Linked DNA regions of Homo sapiens: region 2 is linked to region 1. The links are chromatin contacts, found by Hi-C in ENCODE. All regions are on one chromosome and are shown on one strand. The core of a region is the stretch at or near the end of the contact, and the rest is flanking DNA. Distances in the headings are between cores, read along the strand shown. Region 1 holds the start of MRPL16 (mitochondrial ribosomal protein L16). Region 2 holds the start of OR5A1 (olfactory receptor family 5 subfamily A member 1).

The links. A loop is a pair of places that touch in the nucleus more often than their neighbours do. Pooled maps may share reads with other maps.
Region 2: a map of HCT116 shows a loop between it and region 1 (2.5-fold over the local background). The contact joins the promoter of OR5A1 here to the promoter of MRPL16 in region 1. A Hi-C loop is called at or near these places in 1 of 168 maps with a recorded cell type or tissue (HCT116) and 5 of 50 pooled maps.

What each region holds. Positions count from the first base shown.
Region 1 is chr11:59,805,964-59,813,360 of GRCh38, forward strand. It overlaps MRPL16 (mitochondrial ribosomal protein L16), which reads right to left and starts at 4,815. Exons shown (of 4, transcript NM_017840.4): 1 at 4,641-4,815; 2 at 3,892-3,957; 3 at 1,738-1,886; 4 at 177-869. The coding sequence starts at 4,695. The coding sequence ends at 384. RefSeq lists an enhancer at 4,809-5,028.
Region 2 is chr11:59,431,775-59,439,171 of GRCh38, forward strand. It overlaps OR5A1 (olfactory receptor family 5 subfamily A member 1), which reads left to right and starts at 4,695. Exons shown (of 2, transcript NM_001004728.2): 1 at 4,695-5,061.

The DNA of each region.
Region 1 (7,397 bases), core at 3,565-6,064:
CGTATAAAAGGCAGTATAAACATTTAAGTGAGACTCGCATCATAGATGGGGGAATGCAAACATTTGTTTCAGCCTTCATGTTCATCTTACACCCCAGGAGGACCAAGAACTCTTTAGTCATTGAGGCCTATTTCTTAATCTTTTAAGGGATTAAGAATGACCAATGAGAAGTTATATCCTGAAGTGATGTTTAAATTTTATTTAATAAAAATACAGTTTTCTTTTTAAATCAACAAATAACATTGTTTTTCAGAAATCTACTCAAATGCTGCTCCTTAGTTATGGCTTAAGAGCTACCCAAAGACTTCAGTGGGTAGGCTGAGGGGAATAGAAATGCAGAATCCTTCTTTCAGTAGCCTATATACAGTTATCTCCTACACTCACTACACACGTTTGGGCATGTAGAACTTGCCCCAGTATTTCCCCTTGTGGGTCAAGTCATATGGGCTCAGTACTTTCCGTATGCCCAGCATGTTGGCAGTGGCTATTCGCTCAAATGTCCAGGGGTTCTGGTTGTTACGTTCTCTTTCCTCTTGATCTTTTCGCATCTTCTCTAGAGTCCCGCGGCTCACAGCCTTTGCTGCGAAGGGCAACTTGTGGGCAACCTGGTCAAGGAAACCTTGCACTTCTTCAAATTCACAACGCCCACCCATCTCTACAACAAGGCGGCCAGCCTTCACAGGTGTCACGTAGTGGTCAATAGCACCTTTGCCTCCCCCCATGCGATGCCCAACACTTTTGCGAGTGATGGGCTTGAAAGGGGCTGGTACTCGCCATATGGCAAACATGTTCTTGGGGTCCATAGAGCGGTTGATTGTCAGGCGCATCATTTCAAAGTGGCCCCAATGCAGGTAGCCACCACCCAATGCCTAAAAGTGAATGGGAGAATTAGAAACACATGCGGACTTCGACATCATCTATGGGCTCATTATTTTGTCTCTTCTAGTAACTGTGGCTTCAATGATACAATTGAAAATAAAAATCTAAGTTCTAATAAGTCCCATGGAGGAAAAGCCTAGGGTACACAGTAATAGAGTGAAGGGGGACCCATTTCAGTGGAGAGCCAGGAAGGCTTCTTTGAAGAGGTGACATCTAAAGCTAAGACCAGAATAAAAAGAACTAGCCAAGGGAAAAGAGAGGAGTGTGCCAGGCATAAGAAAGGCTTATGTGGAGGCCCTGGCACAGCAGAGGGCTTGGCAAGTTGAACAGAAGCCAATGTGGCTGGAGTAGGGTGAGGAATGGGGAGAGTGGGCAGGAGGTTCTGAGAGGTCAGTGGGGGTGATTATGTAGGCTGCAGGAAGAGGACTTTGGAATATCACTCTGGCTGCCTGGTGGAAAACAAATCCTAGTGCACACCCATTTGTGTGGCTGCTGACATCAAGTCTTCATGGAAGCTACTCAACAAGTAAGGAAACAGCTGTCTTCCACATCCTATATTGTGGATGGTTTTATTTTTACCAGGGCTTGAAAAGATCTCATGATCTGATTATGGGGCACATTAGCTAGCCCCTTCCTTCTGCTTTTACGTTATTTTCACTCTACATTAAAAAAAAAAAAGATATATAACCCAAATGTTTACTGGGTACCCAGTAGCCTCTGTACATACCAGTTTAAAGAGCAACTGGTGGCAGTTCTAATAAAAACTGTGGAGGAAGAGACTAAATTATCTCAAGGAGTATGAGATTTTGTTATTCCCTAGCTTCCATCCCATTGCTGCTCGATGCTGAATTCACTCACCAAGATTGCAAAATTGCCTTCTGTAAACTCCGTAGCTTCAGTGGAAGGTCCCCGTATGTCACTTAAATTTTTAGGTTCTCTTCTTACTTTTGGCACAAGTGGTGCCCTTTCAATAAATCTAAGCTTGGGTTTTTCAGGAATGGAAACATCTAAAAGAAGCACAGACAACCAGGATAAAGTAAAACTATACATCTCAAAAGATCTATTTTCCTAGAAAGATTTATAACAGGTGAAAGTCTTAATTTCTTTCTTCTTCATTTTTTGGTAGAGACAGGGTCTCACTATGTTGCCCAGGTTGGTTTCAAACTCCTGGCCTCAAGTGATTTTCCTGCCTTTACCTCCCAAAGTGTTGGGATTACAAGTGCGAGCCACCATATCCAGCCTGAAAGTCTTAAAGTTACCACTGAACAGTAACTGTAAAGGTATATTACATTTTTGCAGATGCTTTTAGTGACACTGGAATCTTCTGGCTGTGACAGTGGCTAATGCAAATGTTTCTAAAACTTTAAAGATAGCAAAGTTTTATCCTCTGAATCCAAATGCACTTATTAATCACCAACTCTGTGCTTAACACTGTAACAGGGATTGTTTGGAAACCACTAGTTCACTTAATCTTTAAAATAACTTTATAGCCTTGGTATTCTTTCAGGGCTCTCTTTTTAAAAATTTTAAACTTGTCAAAGTTTAACACAGCTATATCAAAGGGCCAAATTAAAAATATACAGCTCAGTGAATTACCAGAAAGTGAACACATGAACACACACCACTATTACCCAGATCAACAAACAGGATATTAGGCAGGTAGTATTTTTAATCTCCATTTTATAGAAGAGGAACCCGAGGGCTAAAAACACTTTATAATCTGGTCTATGCCATCCAGTTCAACAGCAAAGCTACATACCATGTCACAAAAATATATACATATATTTCCCTGCCTCTCTGGATGTTAATGGGGGTAGTGGAAGAATACTATATTGTACATAAAAATATCTAAGTTCTCCAGCTCTGCCACATTCTTGTTGAGAAACTTACAACCTAGGAATCCTTTGATCAATGCTCTTTCTCTCATATATGCAGGGACTTTTCATGCTGAGACCTGCACAGGTCAGTGTGCCAGGTTTTGGTGGGTGGGCAAAACTTCAGGCCAGACATGTGACATCTTCTTTATCATCCTTACTTGACGATTTGGGGAAAAAAGTTAACATACAAATCATTTTTAAAAATTTCTTAAATGAACCAAGTATGGCTTTATAATGGAGACAAATACAAAATAGAAGAGTTTGAGGAAATACCAAATTATTACTATCAGAGTTTCAGAAGCTGCCCCTCAACTTCTATATGTAGCTACAGAGAATCTTAGTAATGCTTTCTTTCACCTACAAGTCAAAATGTACTTTCAAAACGTGGTTTAACAATTCTGTACAGAAGACCCTCAGATGTACAGACCCTATTCATTTTTTTTGAGGGTTCCAGTATATTTCTTTTTTAAAAAGTAAACTAGTTTTACGATATTGTGGCTTAAATTTAACAAATTAAAGCTTTTTCACATATCGTTAGATGACTGCATATATGTAAACTTATTTGGAAAGAACATCAAAAGTTCAGGTTTTTTTTTTCTTTTGAGACAGAGTCTCACTCTGTTGCCCAGGCTGGAGTGCAGTGGCCTCCTGAGTAGCTGGGATTACAGGTGTAAACTACCACGCCCAGCTAATTTTTTGTATTTTTAGTAGAGATGGGGTTTCACCAGGTTGGCAGGCTGGTCTCCAACTCCTGGCCTCAAGTGATCCACCCGCCTCCGCCTCCTAAAGTGCTGTGATTACAGGCGTGAGCCACCATGCCCGCTCAAAAATCCAGATTTCAGGCCAATGACTACTGGCTGAGTGGACCATGGGACACACACCAGTGGGAGGTTTTAGGGGAGCTATCTCATTAGACGCTGCTCCGTAAGAGCAAGGAACTTTTTTGGTTTCCTTTGTCTTTGATTTATTTCTAGTGCTCAGAATATTAGTTGGCAAAACTGTAAGCTCTAAAAACATATTTATTGAAAGAGTGAACGGGGATGGGAAACACGAGAACATTCCTATGTCATCTCCCACCCGCTCCTGGTTTCCATCAGAGAAAAGATTTACGAACAGGAGAAAGACAAGCTCTCACCTTCAAAACTTGGTACTGGGAGCAGTGTCTTTACGCCAGCACTGGCGGGGAGGAGTGCCCAGGAATCTACAAAGACAAATCAAGTTAAACGACGAAGGTAACAGGCCGGGACCCCGATACAACCTGGGCCAAAGGTACTACTTCTTATTTTTATTTATTTTATTTTTTTGAGACGGAGTCTTACTCTGTCGCCCAGGATCCAGTGCAGTGGCGCGATCTCGGCTCACTGCAACCTCCGCCTCCCGGGTTCAAGAGATTCTCCTGCCTCAGCCTCCGGACTAGCTGGGATTACAGTCGCCCACCACCACGCCCAGCTAATTTTTTTTGTATTTTCAGTAGAGACAGGGTTTCACCATGTTGGCCAGGCTGGTTTCAAACTACTGACCTCAAGTGATTCGCCCGCCTCGGCCTCCCAAAGTGCTGCTATTAAAGGCGTGAGCCACCGCGCCCGCCCAAAAGTACTTCCGCCGGAGGAGTCTTGAGGTGTGGGATGCGGATTCCACTAAATGGACTCAAAGGCTCAGGCTCCGCAAAAGGCCAGCCGGGATCTCTGGGCGCCGACTCCCAGACGCAGCTGTGACCCTCTTGCACGAACCCCTACGGTGGAGGTCGGCGGTGCGATAGCGTAGTTCCTAACCAGTGCTTCACCAAGCATATGCAGAGCCGCCTTTTGGGTTAGGGAGAAAAAGCACTGGAGGGTGGGGGAGGAAGAGGGGTAAAGTCTTTAGGAACCAAAAGGGACTTCTGACCTGACAAGGGCACCCGCAGGAGCGGCGCACTAGCGCGAGCCAGCAGCCTCCACATGGTCACGGGCGTCCGGCGGCGCGGAGCTCCCCCAGCGACTCCGGCTGTCTCCTGCACCCAGGTAAGCAGCGGCGCTCCACTACCTAGCTGTAATCGGCTCAGGACACCGCTCAGTGGGGCCGGAAGTTGTGTTCACTCGGGTCCACTCCGCAGAGTCCCGACGGAAGCGAAAGAAACTCGAGCGACGGGGGTTGAGTTCCGGGGGAGGTTGAGTTCCTGCGGTCAAAGGCGCCGTCCGCCCAGCCACGCCCAGGGGCCCTGTTGGCTCTCTAGGGTTCTCCTTCCAATCTCCAGTCTTTCCCCAGAAGAAGAGGGCGGCGGGGCGGGGAGTCTTTTGTTTTATTTATTTATTTTTCTGCGGAGTACAACTGTTAGTGCCTGCCGGTTGCTTAGCAAGGTGGTCCCTTACGATTCACAGCCTTTGAGATGATTTTCTAGGGGACCCCTCAAAGACATTAGGAGAATACCAGATTTAGCAATGGTTTAACATGTATAGGGCAATTGCAATGTGTCATTGAGTACCTCATTCGTTAGTCCTGCCAACGAATCTGTGAGATAAGTCATTATACTTATTTTGCAGATTCCATCCTGAGGGTGAAATAATTTAACTTGTTCTGGGTCATACAACAGGAAAACAGTACCATCAGAATTTGAGCACAGTCTGTGATTCCAGAGATCTCAGTGAATGAACAATATTGTTGATGAAAAGAGTGAAATTCTGTAAGATATTGGAAGAGATTTATTCTGAGCCAAATATGAGCAACCATGGCCTGTGACACAGCCCTCAGGGGGTCCTGAGAACATGTGCCCAAGGTGGTAGAAGTGCAGCTTGGCTTTATACATATTAGAGGGGCATGAGACATCAATCAAATGCATTTAAGAAATACATTGGTTTGGTTCAGAAAGGCGGGACAAGTCAAGGTGGGCTTCTAGGCTATAGGTAAATGTAAACATTTTCTGGTTGACAATTGGTTGAGTTTGTCCAAAGACCTGGGATGGATAGAAAGGAATGTTCAGGTTAAACATAAATGATTGTAGAGACCAAGTTTTATTATGCAGAGGAAGCTCTTAGATAGCAGACTTTAGAGAAAGACTGTTGTAAATTGTTTTTTTATCTGACTTAAAGGGTGCCTGGAGGCCGGGCGCAGTGGTTCACGCCTGTAATCCCAGCACTTTGGGAGGCCAAAGCGGGCAGATTACCTGAGGTCAGGAGTTCAAGACCAGCCTGACCAACATGGTGAAACCCCGTCTCCACTAAAAATACAAAAAATTAGCTGGACGTGGTGGCGGGTGCCTGTAATCCCAGCTACTCGGGAAGCTGAGGCAGGAGAATCACTTGAACCTAGGAGGCGGAGGTTGCAGTGAGCCGAGATCACGCCACTGCACTCCAGACTCCAGACTGGGCAAGACAGAGAAAAAAAAATATGCCTGGCTCTTAGTTGATTGTCTCCTGGATCTGGGAAGGAAGGAAGGAAAACAAAGGGGAAAGAGAATACCTATAGAAATGGATTTTTCCCGCAAGAGACTTTGCAGGGCAATTTCAAGATATGGCAAAGAAATATATTTTGGGGTTAAATATTTTTTTCTTTGTCTCATAATGTTATGCCAGAGTCATGTTGAAAAGTAAGTCACAATATATAGGGTAAAATAAAACCTATATGATGAGAATTTATGGTTTGTAGGGCATGATTCCCTTAGGTAGGAATTTGGGCAAGATAAAAAATCAGAGCTTAGTCCTCAAGTTGAATATTGTGCAATATTGTTTTGAGTGAAAAATGAAGTGGCACTAAAATCACGGTTTGATTGGTCTCTAAGTCTTTTGGTACCCCAAAACTTCTACCTTATTGTTTATTTCAAAAGAGCCAAAAAGTGCAATCTACGGATCCAGTGCAATCCCTATCAAAATTCCAATGCCATTTTTCACAGAAATAGGAAAAACAACCCTTAAATTCATTTGGAACCACAAAAGACCCTGAATAGCCCAGACAATCTGGAACAAAAAGAACAAAGCTGGAGGCATCACACTCCCTGACTTCAAAACATAAGTTGATTGTAATCGAAACAGCACGGTATGGCAGAGAAATAGACACACTGACCAAATGAATAGGATAGAGAGCCCAGAAATAAACACACACATTTATACTTCATTGATTTGTTTTTTTTTTTCTTGAGACATAGTCTCACTCTGTCGCCCAGGCTGGAGTACAGTGGTGCGATCTCGGCTCACTGCCACTTCCGCCTGCTGGGTTCAAGCGATTCTTCCGCCTCAGCCTCTCTAGTAACTGGGTGTTACTAGATTCTTCCGCCTCAGCCTCTCTAGTACAGGGGTGTGCCACCACGCCTGGCTAATTTTTTCTATTTTTAGTAGAGAAGGGGTTTTGCCATGTTGGCCAGGCTAGTCTCAAACTCCTCAGGTGATCCACCCACCTTGGCCTCCCACAGTGCTGGGACTACGGGCATGAGCCACGACGCCTGGCGCAGTCCATTGATTTTTGGCAAAGGTGCCAAGAAAACATAATGGGGGAATGATAGTCTCTTCAACAAATGACGTTGGGAAAACCGGGTATTCACTTGCAGATTGAAATTGGACCCTTGTCTCATACCACATACAACTTAAAATAGGTTAAAGATTTAAATATAAGACCTGAAAGTGTAAAACTGTCAGAGGCATTTGAACCAGAGTGACTCCATCTGGAATAAAG
Region 2 (7,397 bases), core at 3,445-5,944, 370 kb before region 1:
TGAGCCACTCCCTGATGGCTTCCAGAACTAGGAGGAATTTTGAGGACTATGTGGGTATAGAAGGAATTCAAAGGAATCTGGGGTAGTAAGACACCCTGGAAACTTTGTCTGATAACTATTATTGTGATCATGTTTCAGTCTTCCAGCTGATGTGGGCAAGAACAGTGGTTATACATAGCATTATTAATTTAAACTCTGAGATAAGAGGAAAGAGCCTAGGTAAAATGTGTAGAAGATGAAAAACAGACCACAGACAAGACTTTGAGGATTATTCCCACATGTAAGGGTATAGAGGGAGAGAGAATCTTTGACGATTACAACGAGCCTACCATCTCTCATGTCCATTCTGTTACCCCAACACACACACACACACATACACATACATACATAACATATTTTCACCTACAACTGTGAGGGCTGAAGGCAAGAAAACAATAAACAAATGCAGCTGGTGACTCCTCCTTGGTACCAGAGTAACTCCTGGCTATGTCTTTATTGAACTGCCTCCCATGGCTACCCTGGCTTTTAGAATTGAAAATTGCAACTGCTTCTGCTTTAGGATTCCACTCCTGAAGATCGACTGCATGGCTCTTGTTCTCTTCTCTCTCTTAGAATTAGGTTCTTTGGGAATTACCTTCTCTCAAATCCAACTACCTGGTTAGGGATATACATTATATACATATTTCCAAGTTGGATTTATCCTCAAAAATATGTAAGTCTGGTTCGACATTTTAAAATCAGTCAATGAATCTCTCTTTATCAATAAAGTGAAAATCAAGGAGAAAATATATAAAATCAATCAATTCAGTATATGTCTTTTAAAAAATCCAGCATCCATTTATGATAAAGACTCTTGGCAAACTAGGATTAGAAAGAACACCTGCAATCTGATATAGTTCATAGGTTAATAACAAAAATACCCTACAGCTATTATGACACTTACTAGTAAAAAACTAAATGTTTTTCTCCTAAGATCAGGAAAAAGGCAATGATGTCTGCTCTCACCATTCATTTTATACATTGTACTGGAGTTCTTATCAATAAAGCAGGAAAAATAAGTAAAAGTTACATAGATTGCAAAGAAAAATATAAAACTTCCTTTATACAATGTATTAGTCTGTTTTCACATAGCTATAAAGAACTTCCCAAGACTGGGTAATATATAAAGGAAAAAGGTTAATTGACTCAGTTCTACATGGCTGGGGAGGCCTCAGGAAACTTACAGTCATGGTGGAAGGTGAAGGGGAAGCAAGGACCTCCTTCACATGGCAGTAGGAGAGAGAGAGTGAGACAGCGAAGCGGGAAGAGCCCCTTATAAAACCATCAGATCTCATGAGAGCTCACTCGCTATCATGAGAACAGAATGGGGGAAACTACCGCAATGATTCAGTTACCTACCGTCAGGTCTTTCCCTCAACACTTGAGGATTACAATTCAAGATGAGATTTGGGTGGGGACACAAAGCCTAACCATATCATCCACAAATAATATGAGTGTAGAAAATCCCAAAGAATCTATAGCATAGGTTCAAGAACTAATAAGTAAGTTAAGCAGTGCCCCAATAAACAGTCAAATTATAAAAATTAACTGTAGTAAACAATTGGTAATTGAGCTAGTAATTAACAATTAGTAATTGAACACTATTAGTAAATAATTGGTAATTGAAATTTTCAAGTGTATCATTTACAATACAATAGCATTTTTAAAAACATGAAATACTTAGGTATAAACCTAATGAAATAAGTACAAGATCTGTGTGCAGCAAACTATAAAACACTGATGAAAGAAACCAATTATCTAAATATGTGGAGATATATAGCATGTGTATGGATTAGAAGACTCAATGTAGTGCCATAATAAATATCAATTCCCCCAAAATAGATCCTATATTCAATACATTTTAAATCAAATATCAACAGGATTTTCTGTAGATATTTTCAAATTGATTCTAAAAATTTTTATGTTGATGCTGATCATTTTGAAAAAATAAAAATAATAAAATAAAATATTTATGGAAAGATAAAGGAACTAGAAGAGCCAAAATAGTTTTGAAATAGAAGAACAAAGTTGAGGGACACACATTACTTGCTTTAAAAAGATACGCATACAGCTACAATAATTAAGAAAGTATGATATTGGAGAAAGAAAAGAATACATATATCAATGAAACAGAATAGACAGTTCTGTTCTGAAGAACAGAAATAGACCCACATACTTACAATCAAATGACTTTCATCAATATGCAAAAAACAGCTCAAATGAGAAAGAATATACTTTTCCACGAATAATGCTAGGACAATTAGATGCCACTGTGCCAAAATATGAAACAGTTTTTACTTCACACCATACACAAGTAATTAAATCATACAACTAAATGTAAAATATAAATTATAAAATTTCTAGAGGAAAACATAGAAAAAAATCATTATGACTTTGCATTATGCAAAGATTTCCTAGGTGTTACACCAAACACACAATTAATAAAAGGAAAAATGATAAATGAGACATTGCAAAAATTGAGGATTCTGCTCTCAAAAAATATTAGTGGAATGAAAAGACAAGTTACAGATTGGAAAAAATATTTTCAAATTATATATTTGATAAAGGAATTGTATGTAGCATATATAAAGAACTTTCAAAACTAAGTTTTACATTTCAGAAATTTTTTAAATGGGCAAAATATATGTGAACATATAATTCAGCAAAATAGATACATGGATGGACATATGATACTCAACACCACTATTCATTAACAAAATAGAAATTAAAATCAAAACTAAACCCCACTTGTATCTATTAGAATGGCAAAAAATAAAAATAAAAAACAAGTAGCATATAGTAAGTGTAGCCATTCTGGAAAACAGTATAGATATGCCTCAAAAAACTAAACTTAGAACTGCTATATGACCCAGCAATCCCACTACTGGGTATATATCCAAAAATAATGAAATCAATATGTCAAAGAGATAACTGCACTCTCATGTTTATTGCAGCACTATTGAGCATAGCCATAATATGAAATCAAGCTAAATGTCCATTAATGGATGAATGGCTAAAGAATATATAGTATATATACACTATTCTGCCTTCAAAGAAAAGAAAATCTTGTCCTTTGCTACAACATGAATAAACCTGGAGGGCATTATGGCAAGTGAAATAAACCTGGCACAGAAAGACAAATACTGTATGCCCTCAATTATGTGAAATCTAAAAAAAACTGAACTCATAGAAGCAGAGAGTAGAATGGTGGCTCTCAGGGGCAGGGGTAGGGGGAGCAGGGAGATGTCACTTAAAAGGTACAAAGTTTCAGTTAGACAGGAGAAATAAATTTTGGAGATTTGTTGTACAGCATGGTGACTATAATTAATGATAATGTGTGTAGTATACTTGAAAATCACTGAAAAAGTAGATTTTAAAATGTTGTCATCAGAAAAATCATAAGTAGGTGAGCTGATGGATATGTTAATTTGCTTGATTTAATAATTCTTCTATGTATACATATATCAAAACATTATGTTATATAACATAAATATATACAATTTGGCATTTGTCAATTTAAATAAATAAATAAACAAAGAGACCTAACTCTCAATAAATAAATACATACATACTTAAGGAATGCACGAACGAATAATTTCTCCCTTATCCATGTTTTTCCTTTGAATTCTACTCTCCAACCATTTTTTTCTCTGCCTGGTTGGATAGCTTTCTCTCCTTTAAGTAGTCATGGAATTGAGATCAGTCATCCACTGTTTATTGTAGCTACTTTGAAAAGACCGAAGTTCCATGTTCTCAGCTTAAGAAACAAGAGAATCAAATATTTTACTTTTTCCCCTCCACCTGAAAGCACATGTACTAATGGCTTGATTTTGTTAAATGTGTGGCCCCATATTACTTTTTATTTGTATGTAGCTCTCCATAGAATAAAAGTTCTACATCTTTATATTACACCTTTATATTCCATAGCAGAATAAGTTTTTTAAAATGTTTTAAGAAAAAAATGCCCTATTTCTAATGTCTCTTTCCTGGAGGAAGATAGTAGGTTTCTGTGGAAAGAAAATGGATTTATGAATTGAGGGGTATGATTGACCATATCAACACATTTATGTGAGTTTCAAAATAAGTGCATGTGTCATATATTTATATGCAGTGTTTGGTATTACACAGAGTTCAAATATCAGATCAATCCCTTACTAGCATAAAATTTCGATCAATTTATTTAGCTTCTCTGAATTTCGGTTTCCTCCTCTGCACGGGGAATTGGGGAGAACTTAGTGAGTTAACACACATAAGGCACATAGTATAGTGCTTAGCACATAAGAGGAGCTCAGGAAGGTTAAGGTCCCATCCTTTTAGCATACTTCTGGCCAAATAGGTTCTACTAAGTAATGGAATAGAGTCAATAAATATGTATTTATAGATAGGCAATTTTGCTTTATTTTGTGGAGTGGTGTTTAACCTATCCTTATGTTCCACTGCTATCCTGAGTTTTTTCGTCAGGTACTACCAGAAAATATCTTGATTGGCCTTGGGGGATTGGAGGCCCTAGCCACTGGGATGGAGTTTAATAAGCATCAGTTTTGGAGCTTTTAGAGTTTGCGTTCTAGACAACCCCAGAGAGCAATTAATCATAAAGCTGTGAAGTTCGGGTGATACATTCCTCCCTTTCAAAAAGACCCTCAGGAGCAAATATAATGAAACATCTCCAAGGACAGAAGAAAAAAACCTCTCCCCAATTTACCCCCAACCCCAGCTTTGAACATTTTCTCAAAATGACCCTAAATGCAGATATTAGCTGATGCCAGAAGAGCTTCTTAAAGATTACAACCTCCATCCTTTCTTTATATATCTTTTTCTTCCTTTACTCTGCCCCAAAGCACACCTTCTATGCACCAAGAGGATATTTTGATCCTTGATGAAAAAACCAGCCGCAAGCTCTCTCCAAACTCATTAGCACTTTGGTAATTGGAAGCAGCCACTGAAACCCAATTAAACTCCTTCCAAAGCAGAACAACTCAAAACAGGTATCAGCTAAAGGGCAGACAGAGCAGGAGCAACAGGGTAAGTGCAGTTTGCTCTTTGTCTTCATGCCCATATTAATCTCACATGATAGAATTCCCTATATCCACAAGCCCATATAGGTAACCAATAAGTTCTTTGACTTTTAGTTTTTCTCCCTGCACCTCTCAATGCTATTTGTCTTTCCTCAAATTCAGCCAAATCTTTTTTTGTACTTTTTAAAAAATAGACCTTATTTTTTAGAGCAATTGTAGAGTCACGGCAATATTGACCAGAGATTTCCTATTTATCCTTTTACTCCTACACATGCATAGCCTCCTCCATGATCAATCTCCCCCACCACAGTGGTACATTGTTACAATCAATGAACCTACATTGGCAAATTATTATCACCCAAAATCCATAGTTAACATTTGGGTTCATTCTTAGTGTTGTGTATTCCGTGGGTTTGGGCAAATGTATGATGACATGTATCCACTGTTATAGGATCATCCATAGTAGCTTCACTGTCCTAAAAACCCTCTGTGCTCTCCCTGTTCACCCTTCCCTCTCCCTGACCCCTAGCAACTACTGATCTTTTTACTGTCTCCATAGTTTTGCTTTTTCCAATATGTCTTATAGGTGGAATCATACCCTACGTAGCCTTTCAGGTTAATTTATTTCACTTAGTAATATGCACGTAAGTTTCCTCCATGTCTTTTCATGGCTTGATAGCTCATTTATTTTCGGTACTATACTTTTCAAGAAGTCTGCTGTATACTATTTTGTTTTCAAGCATTCTCTGCTGTCATTTAAGTACTTAAGTAGAATATGGAAACTTTGAATTTACAGATTTTTTTGCCAAAGTTTTTTAAATGTACATTATTCTTTTCATATTTGAGCTTTCTCCAATTCAAAATTGAAATTCCAGATAACATGCAGAAATTTAGGATTTACATACAAGTTTGTTGTCTGTCTCAGATAATTCTATGCTCTTGATTTATCAGTTGAATAATTTTCCCAGTGCAGTGTTTTATTAATTGTTGTATACGATAAGCTGGACCCTGTTTGATATAGTTTGAGTGTTTCTTCCCTCCAAATCTCATGTTGAAATGTAATCCCCATTGTTGGAGGCGGGGCCTGGTAGGAGGTGATTGGCCCATGGGGCGGATCCTTCATGAATGGGGTAGTGCTATCCCCTTGGTGATTAGTGAATTCAGGCAACAGCTGGTTGTTTAAAGAGCCTGGCCCCTTTCTGTTGCTCTCTCTCTCTTGCATCTGCTCTCACCATATGAGATGTCTACTCCCCCTTCACCTTCCGCCGTGATTATAGCTTCCTGCAGCCCTCACCAGAAGCAGATGCCAGCGCCACACTTCTTGTACTGTCTGCCGAACTGTGAGCCAATTAAACCTCTTTTCTTTATAAATTATCCAGCCTCAGGTAGTCCTGAAAAACGGCCTAATACACTATTCTATATTGTCTTAAATGGGACATATTACTAAAAGAGAGCTAAAAGAGACACATGTTCTCTTCAACTGGTAATCAGTTGACTATTAAATGTTCAGTAGCATTTTTTTTAAGTCTTCAGAAAATCATGATGAATTATTAGCTTTATAAATGCATTAATTGTTCATTACAAATTTTGTGAACAGTAAACCCAGCATACTATTAGATGCTAAGGTAGAACAAATATGAAACCAATCTTTTCAAAAACCAAGGTTACTCTAAGGAGGGAAATTTGCTCACCGTGATAATCTGAGTGAGGCATTTAAGAGCCTGATTCTGAAATCACAGCCCAATATTGGTTCTTCTCTACTGCTCCCGTGATGAGCTTCCTGAAGTACATTTGAGCCCTTGCAACTACCAAGATGATTAAAAGGGAATGACATTTCTGAAGGAACTTCTATGCCCTTACACACAGCCTCAATTATTAGTAAGCAATCCAAAAAGTAATTTAGAAGGCCTGTAATCCAGACACACTTTACACAGCAGATTTTCCAAACACTGCAGAGGCCTCTAAACTCCAAAACTCTCCTTCTCTTTTCTCACTAATGCTATGAATGATACCATCTGAATCTTAATTCTTGAATTAAAGTCTTGACCCCTTTAGCATTGTCACCTTACATTGAGAGGAACTCCTCATTTCATCAATCATTTGTACATTCAGATAAAAGAAAGACCTGGAAGAGCAGTATCTTGAGGGCACCAGGCACTGGCAGGGATGAGAGGAAAATGGCATTATGAAGTGAAGGACACCAGATCAGGATTGGCGGGGAAATCACAGAACACCTCCAACTCCACAATTTGGCTGAGGTCCTTATCATTCCATGTTTTCCTCCATCACAAACTGTGTCTGTGAAGCTCAAATGAGGCAAATTTTGTTACAAAGTTTAACACT